Linked DNA regions of Homo sapiens: region 2 is linked to region 1. The links are chromatin loops, found by intact Hi-C in ENCODE. Cell type or tissue: heart left ventricle. All regions are shown on one strand. Each heading gives the region's core, and the rest is flanking DNA. Links, peaks and the distances in the headings are about the cores only. Region 1 has its middle 5.6 kb from the start of PTCH1. Region 2 has its middle 120 kb from the start of PTCH1.

What was found. A loop is a pair of places that touch in the nucleus more often than their neighbours do. Peaks named below come from ENCODE experiments on the same cell type or tissue, not always from the same donor. Only the 100,000 strongest peaks of a DNase experiment are listed, where the experiment ranks them.
Region 2: a loop joins it to region 1, with 2.6 times the contacts of the local background. A loop is called at or near these places in 11 of 110 quality-filtered maps.

The regions. Positions count from the first base shown.
Region 1 is chr9:95,510,540-95,519,101 of GRCh38, reverse strand. It overlaps a transcript of PTCH1 not described here. Among named protein-coding and RNA genes, the nearest start is that of PTCH1, 5.6 kb to the right of the region's middle. RefSeq lists enhancers at 6,070-7,042, 6,908-7,669, 7,670-8,433 and silencers at 7,597-7,646, 7,867-8,306. In heart left ventricle, for the core only: no CTCF peak of the experiment used is centred there; DNase peaks (open chromatin) are centred at 2,357 and 3,231; H3K4me3 peaks cover 1,438 bases.
Region 2 is chr9:95,622,126-95,630,687 of GRCh38, reverse strand. No RefSeq gene overlaps it. Among named protein-coding and RNA genes, the nearest start is that of PTCH1, 120 kb to the right of the region's middle. RefSeq lists enhancers at 2,607-2,901, 2,374-3,573, 3,426-4,105. In heart left ventricle, for the core only: no CTCF peak of the experiment used is centred there; DNase peaks (open chromatin) are centred at 3,657 and 4,143; H3K27ac peaks cover 1,223 bases.

The DNA.
Region 1 (8,562 bases), core at 2,199-4,698:
CAAGAAGGGAAGGGGAAACTTTGAAGAGGAACTTTTTACATTCTACAAGAGAGAACATTTCCAGGGGCTTCCCTCCTTCCTATACTTGTACGTTTTAACACCAGATTTTCTACTCCCTGCCTCATTATGCCACTCCTGCCCAACTCTAAGTACTTACACTCTTGTACAAAACAAACTTGTCTTTGCTCCCAATTGTAAAGCCTTGGACTAAGATAAGACTCATATGAACACATTCAGTCCTAACTAAGGGACAGCGTAGACCACCAGGACCACAAAGACTGGGTAGTTCTGTCGTCCTCCTGTCTGCACACTCAAGAAAGGCGATTTCCTAGAAGCCCAGGTAGCTTTAGGGCTCCTCCCTGCCCAGGCCACTTCAAGGCCCTGTACTTAATTTTGTGTTTGCAGTTTTGAGTTGCTAAAGAAGCTCCCCACTCCCCGTTCACTCTGAAAGCTGCCTAAGTCCTAGGCCACACAAAACTAGTGTCCACTCTTGAGTATCAGCCTTGGCCACAACTCAGCAGGAGCATGTAGCCAAGTGTGCTTCCATGAGGGTCTTCATTTTAACTAGAAAAAGCAAACTCCTCAAGTTCTGCTGTAATTTTCCTAGCAACTGTATATTGTGGGCCATTTAAATGCCCTTTGTCGGCTGTTTCTCTTTTTTCTTATCCCCCTTTCTCCCTCATATTCTAGACCCCTCTATTTGGAGATTATGTATACCTTCCTGTTCATAACCCCACTCACATTTATAGATAAACAGGGCCCTTTGATATGACACCAAAAGACAGGGGGAAGTGTTTCGAAGGGAAATGTTGGGTTTTTTGTTGTTGTTGTTACAACTATTGTGACTTTTAGAATCCATGGTCAGCCAATATGCATTTGAGTCCATTTTTGACTGAAGTCACTGGTATGAAAATGACCTTCTGGACCAGCCAAATTCACAGGGCTGCCCCCCTTCTAATGCTTAATTACTTAACGTGTCTCAAACACATACATTCTGGAAACTCAAATGACTCTGCTCAAGAATGGCTACGTCATCTTTGTGGGAGGGAGATCCCAAAACTCCTAGGATGATTATTATTATTTAATAACACATGGGGCACCTCTTCTACCCCCGCCCCGCCCCCCCCGCCCCCAACACACACACACACCTAATCACACTGTCAGCCCAGAATGAAGTGAGAAGAGTCTGGCTTTATTTCAAGACCAGCTAGTCAGCTCTTCAGAGCTGCAGTAAATGTTCTCACTCCCTCTACCCTGCCCTTGTATCTGTAATTCATCTTTATTCATAATGTGGCCCATTTAAAGTCGCAGTGTGTGAAACACCGTCTACCAGCGGCGGGGTTGAGCAGATAAAATGTCAGACATTGTAGCGGGGGCGCTCCCGAATAGAACGCTTCAGTCTTGAGCGAGAGCAGGGTTATCCGCGCGACCCACCAGCTCCTAGGTTTAGGCCAGTCACCCAAGGCCGCCTGGCACAGGACGGCACAGTAGGTGGGAGCATTTGGGTGGCATACCCCAGAAACCACAGGAATCAGAAGAGAAAGGGAGCAAATGTCAATCCGTGATTCTTCGGACCAGGTACAAATCTTGGTTTCCAAGGGACGCCACCTTGGTCTCTTTCAGAAGAAACGGCTTCCGAGGGACCGACACGAATCCGCACACATCTCGTGCTGAAATTTCCCCGGGAAGGCGCTGTGATCTGTCCGGTTTTCCTGCTCCCCGCCCCTCTGGCGGCCCGTAGGCCTGTCATCTAGAAGGCTCCCAGCTTTTCCGCGCTTCCGTGGGAATGCGAGAAGGAAAGGCTTTGAGAATGCAAGCATGAAAGGTGGTGTTCTTCTGCAGTCCTCTGGGAACCCCCCACTTCCCGGACCGCTGAGGATGCTAAAAGGAGCTTCCTTGCTTCCCCACACCTCCCCCGACCGGCGTTGGGACAAGATGGCCAAATGTTAGCAAATAATGTGTGCGGGGGCGGGGGAGCCGAGCACAAGGTGGAGAAGCCGCGGGAGCGCGCGGAGACCCCCAGCCCGGCGGCCCCCCGCAAACACGGCCGCGGGGGGCGGGGAGAGGGTGGCTAGGCTCGCGGGAGCTCGCCGGGCAGGGCGCCTCCCAGGAAGGCGGGGAGGGGAGCGCCTGTTTACCCAGGAGGGCTGTGCTGATAGCACGTTCCTCGAGTTTACTTTGCTTTCCTTGAGTTTATTGTAAAGGGGTAAAGTTTTCGGATCCGTCACGTGACCCTGACAGGTCCTGCCTATGGCGCGGCAGACCACCCACGCCGAGGGCCATGGAACTGCTTAATAGAAACAGGCTTGTAATTGTGAGTCCGCGCTGCACTCCGCCGAAAGCCTCCGGCGGCCCAGCGCGCCGGGGTTTTTACACTTTCCGTTCCTTTTGTAAAGACGGAGGAGGAGGAGAAGAAGAAGAAGAAAACGGAGGAGAAGAAAAAGACGACAGGGGAGACAAAGAGACCCGCAGCGACAAGGCAAGGGGGAGACGAGGGAAGACTGGGAGAAGACGGAGGAGCGGAGGACGAGGAAAGGGGGGCCAGGGAAAAAAAAGGAATTGATGTGAAATCCAAGCCCAGCGTCCGCGCCATCGGCACCCGCGCTCCGAGCAGGGGTTGACGGCCGGCTATGGTGAGTGCAGCCAGCGCGGCGGCCGCCGACGCCACCTCGCCTCGCGCGCCGTGCTCCTCGGGCGGCGCGGGGACACGGGGACGCGGGACGCCCCGCGCGGCGGACGGAGGAGCGAGCCCCGAGCGCCGGGCAGGAGGGGCGGGCCGCGCGCCGGGGCCGTGGAGCCGGGTGGGCTGCGCCGCCTGGGCGCGGGAGCGCGGGTCCCGCGCCTCCACGCTCGCTCGCACGCCCGGGCCCCCGCCCCCGAGGCCAGCCCCGCGTGGCGGGGAGGGGGCTGGCCGCGGCGGGCCCCGGCTGAGGAACGGCTCCGGGGGGAATTCTCACGGAGGGGGTCGCCGGAGCTCCCATTTTCACGCCTGAAAGGGTCGCCACCTTGGCTTCCGCTCATCAGCCTGGTGGTGGCTACTGACTCGCCAGCGGAGGCAGAGCTGGTGATGGAAGGGCTGGTGCGGAGAGTGACAGCGCCGAGGGGAGGGGGCTCAGAGCGCGCGCGCGGAAGCCGCTGCCGCCAGCTCGCGGGAGCAGCCGCAGCCGCAGGGAAGGGCACGCTCGCGCCCCGCAGACCCGCTCTCGAGCCCGCACGCACGCCTAGGGGTGCGGGACACCCGGGCTAGAAGAGACGCACCTTACCCACCTCCCCTCCCATGCTGCGGGAAAAGGGCCAGAGAGGCTTTTGGAGTTCTGGAAGGGGCGGTGGGTAAGAGAGGTGGTGTGTGTGACTCTTATGCCCACCGATTCAGGCGCTTGGGTGGCTGCCACCCTTACAGAGATGGGCGACCAGCCCAGTGCTTAGAGTGCAGAGTGCGGCCTCAGGGGAGCCCGGGGGCGGGCCGGACCGATTCTCACTTTACAGGCCCGGGCCCAGCGCTGAACCCCAAGACCCCCAGAAACTGTGCCTCTGGGTGACATGCGCTGTGTCTCCACGTATTTAGTACGTTCATGTTTAAAATGATGCTAGCGTGTGGATGAGCACACTCTCAGGGAAACTGATCTGTTTCCATCACCTAAGAAGAACCATATGGGTGGGCGGCTGTGGAAGACACCCACAGACCTGTTTTCCTGCACCTGGGAGAGAAGACCGTCTTCCTCCCTTTTTATCCTTTCTTCCTCCCTGGGGAGGAGAAATACAAAAGAACTAGACATAAATAATAAAGAGCCACAATGGGTGGCTCTAAATATTTGATAATTGGATCACTGAGGTCTTGAACTACCACAATAGTCCTTTTTCAGCATTCTGTGTGTGTGCATTTCTTTTAGGTTTTTATTTATTTCTGTGTTTATTGGCGACAGTAGTTCAGCATGCAATTAATCGCCTCCACAAAGAAAGACAATGCTTTATGGTGTCATCCTTTGTTATTGCAACTTAAAATTTCTGGGTGGTACTCCGGATAAATTGTTGCCTCAGGTGCATGGAGTGCCCAAGTTGTAAAACAAGGGGCTTTCGATTGTGAGTTTATGTGTGTTCCAGTTGTCACCCAGCTTCCTTCCACAAGGCTATAAAATGCCTTTGAGTCCATGATCTGTTTCAATTAAAATGTTGAATCAAGGTAGACATCAATAGGCCCCGCCATTCTCAATTTGGGGTATTAGCTTCATTTCAAACTCACTGTGAGTGGTGTATCTAATTTCTGGTTATAAAGTAGTCATAATCTTTGAAGCTATTTGAACAAAACTTAGAACCATTTGGAATTATTTTCTGAAAAGAAAAAGGCTGTTTTACAAAATTATCTTCAACTTTCTACAGATAGATAAACTGATGAGGTTAATCAATGTGGATTAAAATATGTCTCCCGTTTTTATCCTCATTCCTCTCTCTCTCTCACACACACACACACACACACACACACCTTTTATTTTCTCCAGCCTCTGCCACAGTGTATAATGCCCTATTGAGACGTGTAGGCGTGATGTGTAAACCGGATTAGCAGTATGAAAGAAAGACACACAATAAGCTGGAATTGTTTTACTTCCCTTTCATTTCTCATGCCTATATTTCTGATAAATTTGTTGCTCCAGCAGTGGGTCAAAGGGATCATGTTGCTCAGCTTCTTTTTCATGCAGGACCCAATAGCAGAGATCACTGAAATGAATGGTGTGCCTCCTAGCAAACGCAAAGCTTGATAGAGATATATTAGACAGGGAGAGGCGAGGAGAGGGAAGGATGCAAAACATGTTCAAAGTCTGGGTGTTGTAGGAATACATCTCTATCCATGAGAGGAAAGCAATGTGGGTAAGAATATATTTGGAGAGAGAGGGATCAATGCAGGGGTCAATGCTCTGTTTTCTTTCAAGTTCATAGTAGGCTCTGAACATTCAGCAGTTGGTGACATGCTTAGCAAGAGAATACCAATAGCTTTTGGCAATACATAAAGTCTAATTCCCCTTTCAAGCTAGTATTTAGACCTGGAGTAATCAATGTGGAGATTTCTGGGACCTTCTCAGGACACTCCCCTCTGCCGCTTTCCCCACCCCCAGCTCACTGTAAGCTCAAAAAATGCCAGTGCTCCCGGGTTTGTGCTGTAGACCCCTCATTTACTCCTTTGTGGAGTTAGGAGCAGCTTCCCATTAAAGGAGATCAGGGGTAATTAGCAGCATTATTTTGACAAGTTGGCTAGAGCTGTTCCCTTTCCTCCAGCCTGGGGAGGGGGTAAATAAGGGGAGGAAACAGAAGGTGGAAGGGAGTAGGGGAGGGGAGTCAAGCCCAGTAGTTTTAAATTTTGTAGCTGCTGAATCTCCCCCCACCCCGTCCCCGACTTCCCTGAAACCTTTTAGACTCATTTTCTACCATCACCTTTTAAGAATATACAAAAGCTGCCAATGAGAAAATAGTAAGGCATTCTTAGGGAGCCAAGAAAATGTGGTGGATGGTGGCACATTGGCTTGAGTTGAGTCGACTCAACTCATATTCAAGGTACCTGCTTGGAACTGCTGAAGCCCTGCCTTGACCATCACTCACATCCTGTATCCTGGGCTCCCCATGCAGTAAAAGAATATTGCATCAAATCCCCAATTCCTCTCTCCATCCGACCCTCTCAACAAAAATACTGTAGGACTTAAAATCATGTTTGCAATTCCTTGTATTTCTGGAAGAGTATTAAACTCAGTAGACAAAATTATAAATGGCCCCAGGGTCAAATTACTGGAATACATTAACCCCTTTATTCATTTATACTCTGCAAAACTTGCCAAATTACATTGGATTTTAAAGACTCATTTGGTTTGATCTGAGAAACCAGTGAAAAGTTAAATCTCACTGTGGTTTTTCATAACTCCACCAAGTCTGGCTTCCACAATTGCTTACCATTGGAACATCCCAACACAAAGGGCAGATGTTTTATTTCATTGTCATCATTTGGATAATCTGATGTCATTTTTGAAATGTGTGTGGTGTGGCCATGGATATTTGTAGTATTGGAACAGAGAAGGGAGGAGATGTGAGGGAATCCGGAGAGCTTAAGGCATCTGCTTTGAAAACTACACACTCCAATGAGAAGTCTTGGATCATGACTGGGAGACCAAAATGACAATTTATGCATTGAGATGAACTTTACTTGGAAAGGGGAAATGGAACACTCAGCTGTTGCTTCATAAAGGCTGGCAACTCCTGCTGGCTGATAAGGCCCCAAGTTCTCACTTATTTTTATTTGGTAACTGTCACAAGGGGTGCCAGAGGCAGAAGGGCCATTTAAAGGGACTGTCTTCCCGGAGGACACCTTAGCAGGTCTGGCTGCCCCAGTCTGCATCTCAGATCTGTGGAATCCTTGTGGTTAGTTGAAGTTAACAAACCCGGTGTGGCACAGCAGTCCCCTGCACAGGGCATGCATATTAAAGCCGACAATGCTTACAAATGTAAATAAGGGCAGATTGATTAGGAACAACATTATCGCTGGGAATGTCGCACTCGCATGCATCAGCAATGAGGCAAATTGGGGGCAGCCTCAGCCCTGACCACCCAAGTCGAGCAGGCTTTTACACTGGCTCCTCTTCCCTTTCTTAAAACGTTACAGAAACAAGGCCAATTAGATCCTCAAAGTAATTCATCTCTAAGTATGAAAAAAGCAGACCACAGGGGAAGCGGCGGGTGGGGGGTGGGGAGATTAAGATAGCGCTCGTTAGAGCCGAGGCTCCGGAGTGCGTCCTGGAACCCACGGGTAGAATTTACAGGCCGGGACCATTGTCTGAGATGCTGAAAAGTTAACCCATCAAACAGCGGGCGAGGGGGCTCAGGGCACTGAAAGCTCCGGGGATCAATGTTCAAAACGTTTAGGAATTAAGTCAAACTAAGGGATATGGGCCTGAGTGGAAGAGGCTTTGCCACTGAAATGACGTGCATGTGGCAGCCGCCGGAACCAGAGGACATGCAGCCGCGTGCGGAGAGTGAGGCGGATCCATTACGGGCACACAGCTTACCATTTCCTTCCAGAATTCCTTCTTCCAAACAAGCTATACTGAAATCCCTCTAGTAAAAGATTGAGACGAAACACTAATAGTTTTGGGCCAAAACGTGGTGGAGAAGTTTGAAAAGACAAACATAGCAACGTGTCTTTGGCTATATGGTTCCTTGCCCTCCAGCAAGCTTGAAATATAAAAAGGCTAACATGCAAAACTAGGGGTACTACCCCCCTCCCCCAGTTTTTAAAAAGCAATTTCCAGAAGCAAACACACAATGGTTCGACTTGAAGTGTCGGCATAACCATTCAGTAAGAAAAGCTAGAATAGTAAACCTCTTTTCCTGTTTTGTGCTATTTATCAAACCTAATAAACATCAGGATCGTACTCAAAGATGAAACTGGCAATGTGTGGAGCCGTCTGAGCTCTTTATCAACTCAGTGTCATTTTCCTCGCATGCTGCCCGCCTGCTTTCCGAGTTTCCGCAGCCCTTCCCTGAGGCACTCACAAAATCACGTGCTCCTTAAGCGGTCTGAGTTTTGAATTTCCGCGCTGGCCCGGTGCTCAGGTCCCCCTCCGGATCCCGCGAACGCCCCCAAACACCTCCACCCCGTCTCCCTCTCTTCCTCGGGACATCCCGCCCTGACCCCGGCACCGCATACGGTTTGCGGGTTAGGGGGTCGGGGGAAGGGCCTCCCCCTGAAGCCGGGGAGGAGGAGAGGCTGGAGGGAAGGTGGCCAGGCTGGTGGGGGAGGGGAGATTGAGGGAGGGAGCGGGGCGAGGGAGGAAGGAGAAGGCGCAGGCCGAAGGAAGGAAGCGGGGAGGGGAAACCGCCGGGGAGGAAGGAAGGGGGCGGGGAGAGCCGGCGGACGGGCCCCCTGCGGGAGCCGCGTGGACCGCCCCGGTGGCCGGCGCGCCCCGCCGCAGCCCCCAGCGCGCCCGGGCAGCCAGCGCGGGGCCGCTGAATGGGCAGGGACTCGTGAGCGCGACCATTGGCCGGTCGCGGGGAGGCGGCGCGGGCATTGGGCAGCGTAAGGGGGCCGGTCCGCCTTCAGGAATGTACTACGGCGCGTCCGGCACGTCCGTCCGCGCCGGCTGGGCGCGCGCCTCGCCTGGGCTCTCGGGAGACCGCGCTGGAGGCCCGGAGCCGGCCCGGCGCATCCGCCTCCCTACCTACTCTGCCCCGGCCGCGCGGGCGCGGGGAGTCCGGGAGCCGGGCGCGCGCGCGCACCGGGCCTCCTGGCGCGGGGTCACGTGGCCACCGGAGCTCCGCCTTCTCCCTGCTCCTCCCCCTTTCCCTCCATCTGGGTTTCTTTCTTTCCTTTCCTTTCTTTCTTCTTTTTTTTTCAATGAACATACACCGTGCGCATCTTAAAGCCACACCGCCCCATTTCACGACTTCACTAGACTTCTCGCTACTGCCAGTCCCTCTGCAGTTCAACCCCGTTTAAAAAAAAAAATAAAGTGAAGCAAATCAAGGGTTTGCGGGTCGGGTTCCTACCGCAGGGAGGAACGTAATAACTTGGAAACGTAAGAAAAA
Region 2 (8,562 bases), core at 2,642-5,141, 110 kb before region 1:
ATGCCTTCCACGCTTGTTACTCCTAAGAGTGATGGTTGCTAAGGCCAGGGGTGGGCCTGGGGACTGTGTGGTGCTGAGCTGTCAGCAAGGCCATTCTTACCTGCATTCACCTGCATTTCAGAAGCCTGGAAATTAGCAGAACTCCAGCGTTGCTCAGCAGAAGCTTATCCTTCTGCATCAAAGTAGTAGCTGAAAGAGCTGCCATCTTAGGTTAAGATGTTTAGCCTGCCTAAAACAGTGTATTTCTGAGGAAGAGTACATGTCACTCATTTATACTTCCTTTTTACCTTAGTATTGTGTATGTTTCAGACCTTTCCTAAGGGATATGTGTAGAAGAGAAGTTTCTCCAGGAGTCGAGAGGGGGATTCGCTGAAGAGCTTGGACACTGAGGCGCTACAGAGCATGCCGTGCTCACCAATGTCCATGGGCTCCTTCCACGGTTAGGTGGGTGGCATGATGGTTGTAGCCAAGGGCATCGCACTTCTGATTCAGGTGGTTAAGAACCTGGTGCTCCTTTTACTCTTTCTCTTCTGTCCACATGACTAGAAGTACCTGAGCCAACTCAGATCACAAAGCCACACCATGATCCCTGAGTCACTGCTTGGAGGACCACTGCCATGGAGCCACCCCGTTCTCGACAGACTTTGCACACCTGAGAAACACACTTGTATTCAGTTATTGGAATTTGAGGACTATTTGTTATAACAGCTAGCATGAATTACTATAACTAATACAAAAGAGAAACTGGAAAGGGTGGTCAAAATGTATCCACAGTCCTTTCCACAGCCGCTGGGCTGAGCTACAGGAAGTGGAAGCTGTGGTTATTCCACCCCTGTAACTGCTGTCCCCAGGTCCTGAGATAATGTCCACCTGTTCTTTGAGATAATGTCACCCAGATCTCCAGATCTTAAGGACCCATCTGGAATGTGGCCCCCTCCACTGTAGAACCCACATGGTTGCCACGGTTTTGCCTCATCGCGGGCACATTAACAGGTAAGGCCTGCGCGATTTTGCTGAGGAAAATGCAGCTCCCTTCAAGGTTGCCTGTGAGCTTAGGCAGTGAAAAGTTGTCTTAATAGAAAAAGTAGACCAGGTAGGACAGAGGAAGATTTGTGCCTGATTGCAAGAAAGCCACCCTATCTGCCATGGGTGAAGAAGGAGGGGAGAGCGATGACTTTACCTCTTCCGCTTGTTTTGCTAAATTGGTTTGACAGAGTTTCAGCAACAGCTTCAACTCCAGAGAAGCTACTCCAGAATGGCAAATTTGGTTTTCAGGCTCCAGTTATAGAGGCATGACCCCTGATCATCCAGATAGACAGAGAGAACCTTAACTTGGTTAAATAGATACTGTAAAGGATATAGATTAAACTGGCTTCCATCAAAAAATGTCCATCTTCTTTGCCCCCTAAAAGAAAGAAACAAAATAAATAAATAATAAGAAGACAAGGGCCAGGCATGATGGCTCATGCTGGTAATTCCAACATTTTGGGAGGCTGAGGCAGGAGGATCACTTGAGCCCAGGAGTTTGAGACCAGCCTGGGCAACATAGCAAGACCACATCTCCACAAAAATAAAAATAAAAACAAAAATTAGCTGGATGTGGTGGTGCATGCCTCTAGTCTCAGCTGCTCAGAAAGCTGAGGCAGGAGGATCACGTGAGTCTAGAAATTTGACACTACAGTGAGCTATAATCGCGCCACTGTACTTCAGACTGGATGACAGAGTAAGACCCTGTCTCTCAAAAAAAGTTTTTTTTTCAAAGACAAGGAAGGAGCAGAGGAGGAGAAAGAAGAGATGAATGACCCTCCTTATTTGACACAAATGCAGAAAGATACACAGTTGACCATTGAGCACTGTCGGAGTTATGAGTGGTGATCCCTTGAGCCGCCAAAAATTCACACAGAACTTTCAACTCCTTAAAAACCTAACTACTAATAGCCTACTTTTGACTGGAAACCAAGAAGATAAGCAGTTGATTGACACATATTTTGTATGTCTTATGTATTACATACTGTATTCTTACAATAAAGTAAACTAGAGAAAATAAAATGTTACTAAGAAAATCATAAGGAAGAGAAAATACATTTACTAGTCTATAAGTGAAAGCAGACCATCCTAAAGACCTCATTGTCTTCATGTGGAGTAGGACGAGGAGGACGAGGAGGAGGAGGGGTTAGCCTCGCTCTCTCTGGGGGCAGAGATGGAAGGAAAACCATGTACAAGTGGACTCGCGCAGTTCAAACCCGCGTTGCTCAAGAGCCACCTGCATGTTTTGCGATCCCAGGATCCAGTTTCCATTATCTGGAAAGAGTTCTAGCACTTCTGAGTCCCATTGTCCCTTGCTCAGGCAGCATTTGTGGATTAATTTCTCATCCTCAGCATGATGATGTTGGGTGCCCTGTGGTTTGACCCCTCAGCTCACCCATTCAGGTGGGAAGAACTTTTCTTTCTGCTTATTTAGCACAGGCGGGTAGGAAACTAACATCAGTCTTTTTCAGGTGGCCACTGCCCCCGGCCAGAGTGAACAGGACCAGGGACTCTCTGGGGGGTCTGGCAGGAACCATGGCTGTGGCTGAGGAAGCACTCTGGTATGTATCAAGTGCAGCGTGTGTCCTGACTCGTGAGGCTGCCCCAGATCCAATGCATAAAAGGGAGAATCCAGTTGGCCCCACTGTAGTAACATGCCTACCGCTTGGCCAGGGAGAGCAGGGCGCCTTGATTGACAGTCTACCATGCGGGTGAGCTAATTCCCTGGAATGCACAGGACGGGGATGAGGTCATTTCCTGGAAAGGAAATGGGGTGCTATTAGCATGAACGGGGAGCAGCAAAAACAACAAATGTCCATTCTACCTCCTTTCTAAGTTCATAGATTTGATTTTAGCCCAAGACTCCTGGAGACTGATGCTTTCATTCAAAGGCTTGGCATCCATGGAAAGGTGGAAAAGCATGCCCTGGTTGGGTGGTAAAGAGAGAACACCACTCCATGCAGCGTCCTGACACTGGAAACTGATGACTGACCTGGATGCTCATTTCCTCCTGTGAAATTATTCCTCTCCTATTTCAGAAATGAGGAAGGTGGGGCAAAGATGAGAAAACTGCCCAACATCATCAGCTAAGCAGAAACCCGCCATGCGTCCGAGATCTCTGTCTTAAGGCTCAACCTCCCGACCCCAAGCATCCCTCTCGGTCAACTTCCCCTGCTGACAGGAGGGTCCTGGGGGGCTGAGGGCCTCACCACCACTGGAACCATTTCTGAAAGCACGCATCCTCCTGGGGTAGGGGCATGGGGCGTGGCTGTAGGCTTGACTTGAGGCTGACTGTTCCTGTCAAGGCTGGGGAGGGAGGGGACCAGGAAGGGGGTCAGGAACGGGAAGGAACACAACGTGACAGATTTCAAAAGGTGACAATATTTTCCTGAAAATATAGTGTCTATGTGCAGTAGGTTTCGATATAACTAACCTTCTCTCTTGAGTTTGAGCTGGGAATTGATTTTTTTTTTTTTTTTACAGGAAAAGGAAATGCATGGGTGTGGAGCTGCCAGCAGCGAGGGAAGTTCCCAGGCGACTTGTCATGATGCAATTTATAGACCCAAGTCTCAGAAAGGCTGTGGCGGGCTGAGGAGAGGGTGTGATTTGCTGACAGTGGAGCCTGGCACCTGGCACCCATCCACGCCGCTGAGCTCAGCATGCACGTGTGTCGCCGGGACACGACGGCATCAGGGCCATTGAAGTGAAAAGGGCAGAAGGCAAATGCACTCATCCAGAGCGGACATAAAAAAGGAACCCGGAAAGCAACAGAGAGGGGAAGGGGAGCTGGCTCCAGGGTGAGGGGCCTCCCACGACCTCTCCGAGACCTGACTTGCCGCAGCTAATTGAACCTGCCCTCCGCTCCTGAAACACACATAGCATGGATGCTGGCAAGGTCTTCCTGCCCAAGAGAAGAACGTCCCTTTCGCTGTCAGTCCAGCTCTTCTGGGAAGTGGACAAATGGACCTCAAGGGACAGAATCAAATAACTTGACTCCCACCCTGTCCCCGAGGCTTTCCCCAGAGCCACAGAGACCAGAGGAAGCGGCTGGAAGACTCTGCGAGAGCCCATTAGGCAGCAAGTCCTGACAGTCCACATGGCGTCCCGGCCTAGGGCCGCAGCGGTGTTTACAGAGCCCGGGGGCCCTGCCAGAGCTAACATGCCACACGCTCGGCCCATCTGGGCAGGCTGGAAAAAGTCAACCATTTTCCTCTGGATCCCGATGGCTGTGGCTCAAAACATTCCGCACAGCTACATTTGCTTCCCTCCCCTCACATCTCTTCAGAAAACCCACACATCTGTATACACACTTGAAAATAAATAAGCATAAATGCAGAATCCACACTGAAGGTGGGGGGCAGGACAGGCCTCGGGGGCTCCTCTCTGCACGGACCCTGCCTGAAGCTGCTCTCCTGCCCCAGGACAGCCCACCCCGGGCAGGCTCCAACTGCAGCATTTTCTAGAAGTGTGAGAACTCTTACCAACGTGCTACCTGGCTCTGTGGCTCCCCAGTCAACACAAACACAATTTTGAGGTCTGCAGTTCAAATTTGCTTCCCCTACAAGCTTCTGAGCTGGGTTCATAGGGCAAAAAGGCCCGAGTTTCTTTTCAAGTCAATTGGAAACCCTCCAAGCCAAGACCCGTCCCCATACACCAACTTTACCAAGGTTTTCCTTCTCACTAACACAACAAAAGATAAAGCCTCTGCTCTGCTCTTTTTGAGCTTATTCTTGTCCATTTTTCAAACTCGGCCTCGTTGTTTTGATCCTCTTGGATCCTGGGGATTGAAAGTGCCACCTGATTTCTGGAAGCCTGGGGGTGCACGGGTGGTCCTGTCCTCTTAGCATGCTGTGGGGCAAGGGAAGGCAGTTGGGGTTTGAAGCCAGGCTAATTCAGGGTGCCGCTGAACAACAGCCACCACAGAGAAAGCAGAGAGCCATGCACACACACTCGCCAGGGGCCAGCAAAGGGTGCTGCCATCTGCAGCTGCATTGTTGACCGTCACATAGCTGCTTCTCACACTTGGGTGTCTACAAAATGGCCACGATATCAGTTGCTATGGTAATGGGCATCCTGGTGAGTGTGCCAGGAGCCAGCCTTTTGCCCCTAAAACCTCAGCCTCCAGTAGGCAACTGGCTGGGCCCTCCTCTGACTGGCAGACATCTTTCTCCTGTCGAAGTGCAGCTCCCAGCACCTCCTCTGCAAAGCTCCCTCACCCCGGTACATCCAATCACCCCTCAGGATTTGAAAACCCATTTTCTCCCTCACAGTTTTAAGATGACATTTTTAAAAACTTTTATTGTGAGTTTAAATAGTTGCAGAGAATGTCATTTCCTTACTATTGTAAATATTAGCATTTTAAAATAAAACCATTACATCACTCTTTTAAACTCTGCCAATGGAACTAAGTAGCGGAGCAATTCTGTACCCACAATGACCAATTTTTAAAATACATGAAAAGTCTTCTTTATTTGCTTCTTGTTCCATTTTCTCCTTGAACTCATATTTCCATTCCATTTACTCCTCGTACTTCTTAGCAATTGTCATTTGCTAAGGAATATCTTAGCAATTGTCATGTTTGAAAGTTATTTTCATAAATGACCATCATTATCATTCTATTCTGACACAAAAATGCACATACACTAAAATTTTAATTTCAGTATCATTGTAAGACTGTAAGGTTTAAACAGCTTTTTCTAGACCAAGTTTATAATTTCAATAATCATCAGAATACAATTGATCAAAACAACATAGCTCTATAATGTGTTTAAATAAATAATCAAAAAGGTGTTTTTTTCAATCAGCTGATATACTCACAGAAGAAAATTACTTATTGCTAAAATGAAATGGGGTCCAAAATTAATTCTATTTCTATTTCACATTTTTAGAAAAACATTGTGAGAAACTTTGTTCTCCTCAAAAACAAGAGATCAATGAAAGGAGTTTTATGATGTCAAAAATTACATTATAAACTATTATCAAAAATTAGTAATGACCTGTCACCTGACAAATCAACTTGGTCCCCCTTCAATTTTGTCAAAAGAAAAGAAATGGAAACCATGAGACATGAAAATGTATTTGTTACCCAGTCATTTGTCATTCACTGTCTTGATTCTGGGAAATACACCAAAAAGACTGCCCCCAAACTTCTCAGATGACTGCTAATTATACCTGCTACTCATTTACTTAGAGATTCCTTGTTAACATGGAAAAGGTTAGGAAAATTAAAATACTAGTCATTTTAACACAACTTTGCCAATACAATTTTTTTTTTTGCCTTTCAAATTGAGATGTAATTCACATACCAGAAAGATCACTCTTTTAAAGTGTGCAATTTAGTGGGTTTTAGTATCTTCAGAAAGTTGTGCAGCCATCACCACTGTCTAATTCCAGGACATTTGCATCTCCCCAGCAAGAAATTTCATACCTATTAGCAGCTACTCTTCATTCCCCGCTCCACCCTCACGATTTTCAATGAAGTTATTTTATCTCATCATATGCTTTAAGTACATTTTCATCCAAATCATGGCATTTTAGGTGCAGCTCATTCAGTTCATGGAAATGCCTGCCATGTAACCTATTTGGCAAAGCAGTCCATTCATCAAGACAGCAGCCAAGCCAGATCTAGCTTCAGTTAGGAAAAAACTGACTTCAATTTCAAAGCAATGTGTTAATATGCATCCCTTCCCAACCATCTTACTTCTGAATTCTAATTCTGAGATGAGAGATTGATGTACAAGGCGTATTGCATACCTCAGGTTTTATTCCAGACCACCGCAATAAAACAAATATCACAAACATCACAATAAAGTGAGTCACACATTGTTTTGGTTTCCTAGTGCTATAAAAGTTATGTTTACACTACACTGTAGTCCATTAAGTGTGCAATAGAGTTATGTTTTTTAAAGATGTACATGCCGTAATTCAAAAATATTTTATTGCTAAAAAAATGCTAATGATCATCTGAGCGTTAAGTGAGTCACAGTCTTTTTGCTGGTAGAGGGCCTTGCCTTGATGTTGATAGCTGCTGACTGATCAGGGTGGTGGCAGCTGAAGGCTGGGGTGACTGTGGCAATGTCTTAAAATAAGACAACAGTGAAGTCTGCCACATCAATTGACTCTCCGTTTCACAAAAGATTTCTCTGTAGCAGGTGATGCTGTTTGATAGCATTTGACCCACAGTAGACCTTCTTTCAAAATTGGAGTAAATCCTCTCAAACCCTGCAGTGCTTTATCAACTAAGATTATGGAATATTCTAAATCTTTTGTTGTCATTCAACAATGTTCACAGCAGCTTCACCAGGATCAGAGTCCATCTCACTTTCTTTGCTCATCCATGAGAATCAACTCCTCATACACTAAAGTTTTATCATGAGATTGCAGCAATTCAGTCACACTTTTGGACTCCACTTCTAATTTTAGTTTTCTTGCTATTTTCACCATATCTGCAGTGACTTCCTCCTCTGAAATGTTGGCCCCTCAGAGTCATCCATAAGGGTTGGAATCCAGTTCTTCTAAACTCCTGTTAATATTGATACTTTGACCCCTTCCATAAATCACAAATGTTCTTAATGGCATCTACTATGGTGAATCCTTTCTAGAAGGCTGTCAATGTACTTTGCCCAGATCCATTAGAGGAATCACTAAGTATGGTAGCTAAGGCCTTATGAAATGTATTTCTTAAATACTGAGTCTTGAAAGTCAAAGTGACTGCTTGATCCATGAGCTGCTGAATGGATGTTGTGTTCACAGGCATGAAAACAATGTTGATCTCCTTGCACATCTCTGTTGGAGCTCTTGGGTGACCAGGTACATTAACAATGAGCAGTAATATTTGGAAAAGAATCTTTGTTTCTGAGCAGTAGTTCTCAATAGTGGGCTTAAAATCTTCAGTAAACCATGTTGTGAACAGATGTGCTGTCATCCTGGCTTTGTTGTTCCATTTATAGAACACAGGCAGTGGATTTAGCCCAGTCCTTTTTTTTTTTTTTTTTTTTGAGAGGGAGTCTTGCTCTGTCACCCAGGCAGGAGTGCAGTGGCATGATCTCGGCTCACTGCAACCTCTGCCTCCCGGGTTCTAGTGATTTTCCTGCCTCAGCCTCCCAAGTAGCTGGGACTACAGGTGCACACCACCACAACCAGCTAATTTTTGTGTTTTTCAGTAGAGATGGGGTTTCACCATATTGGGCAGGCTGGTCTCGAACTCCTGACCTTGTGATCTGCCCACCTGAGCCTCCCAAAGTGCTGGGATTACAGGCGTGAGCCACTGTGCCCGGCTCCTAATTCTTAAGGGCCCTGGGATCTTCAAAATGGTAAATGAACATTGGCTTCAACTTATAGTCACCAGCTGCATTAGCCTCTAACAAGAGAGTCAGCCTGTCCTTTGAAGCCAGGCACTGACTTCTCTTCTCTAGCTATGAAAGTCCTAGGTAGCATCTTCTTTGCATTTAAGGCTGTTTTACCTACACTGAAAATCTGTTGATTGGTGTGGCCACCTTCATCTTAGCTAGATCTTCTGGATAACTTGCTGCAGCT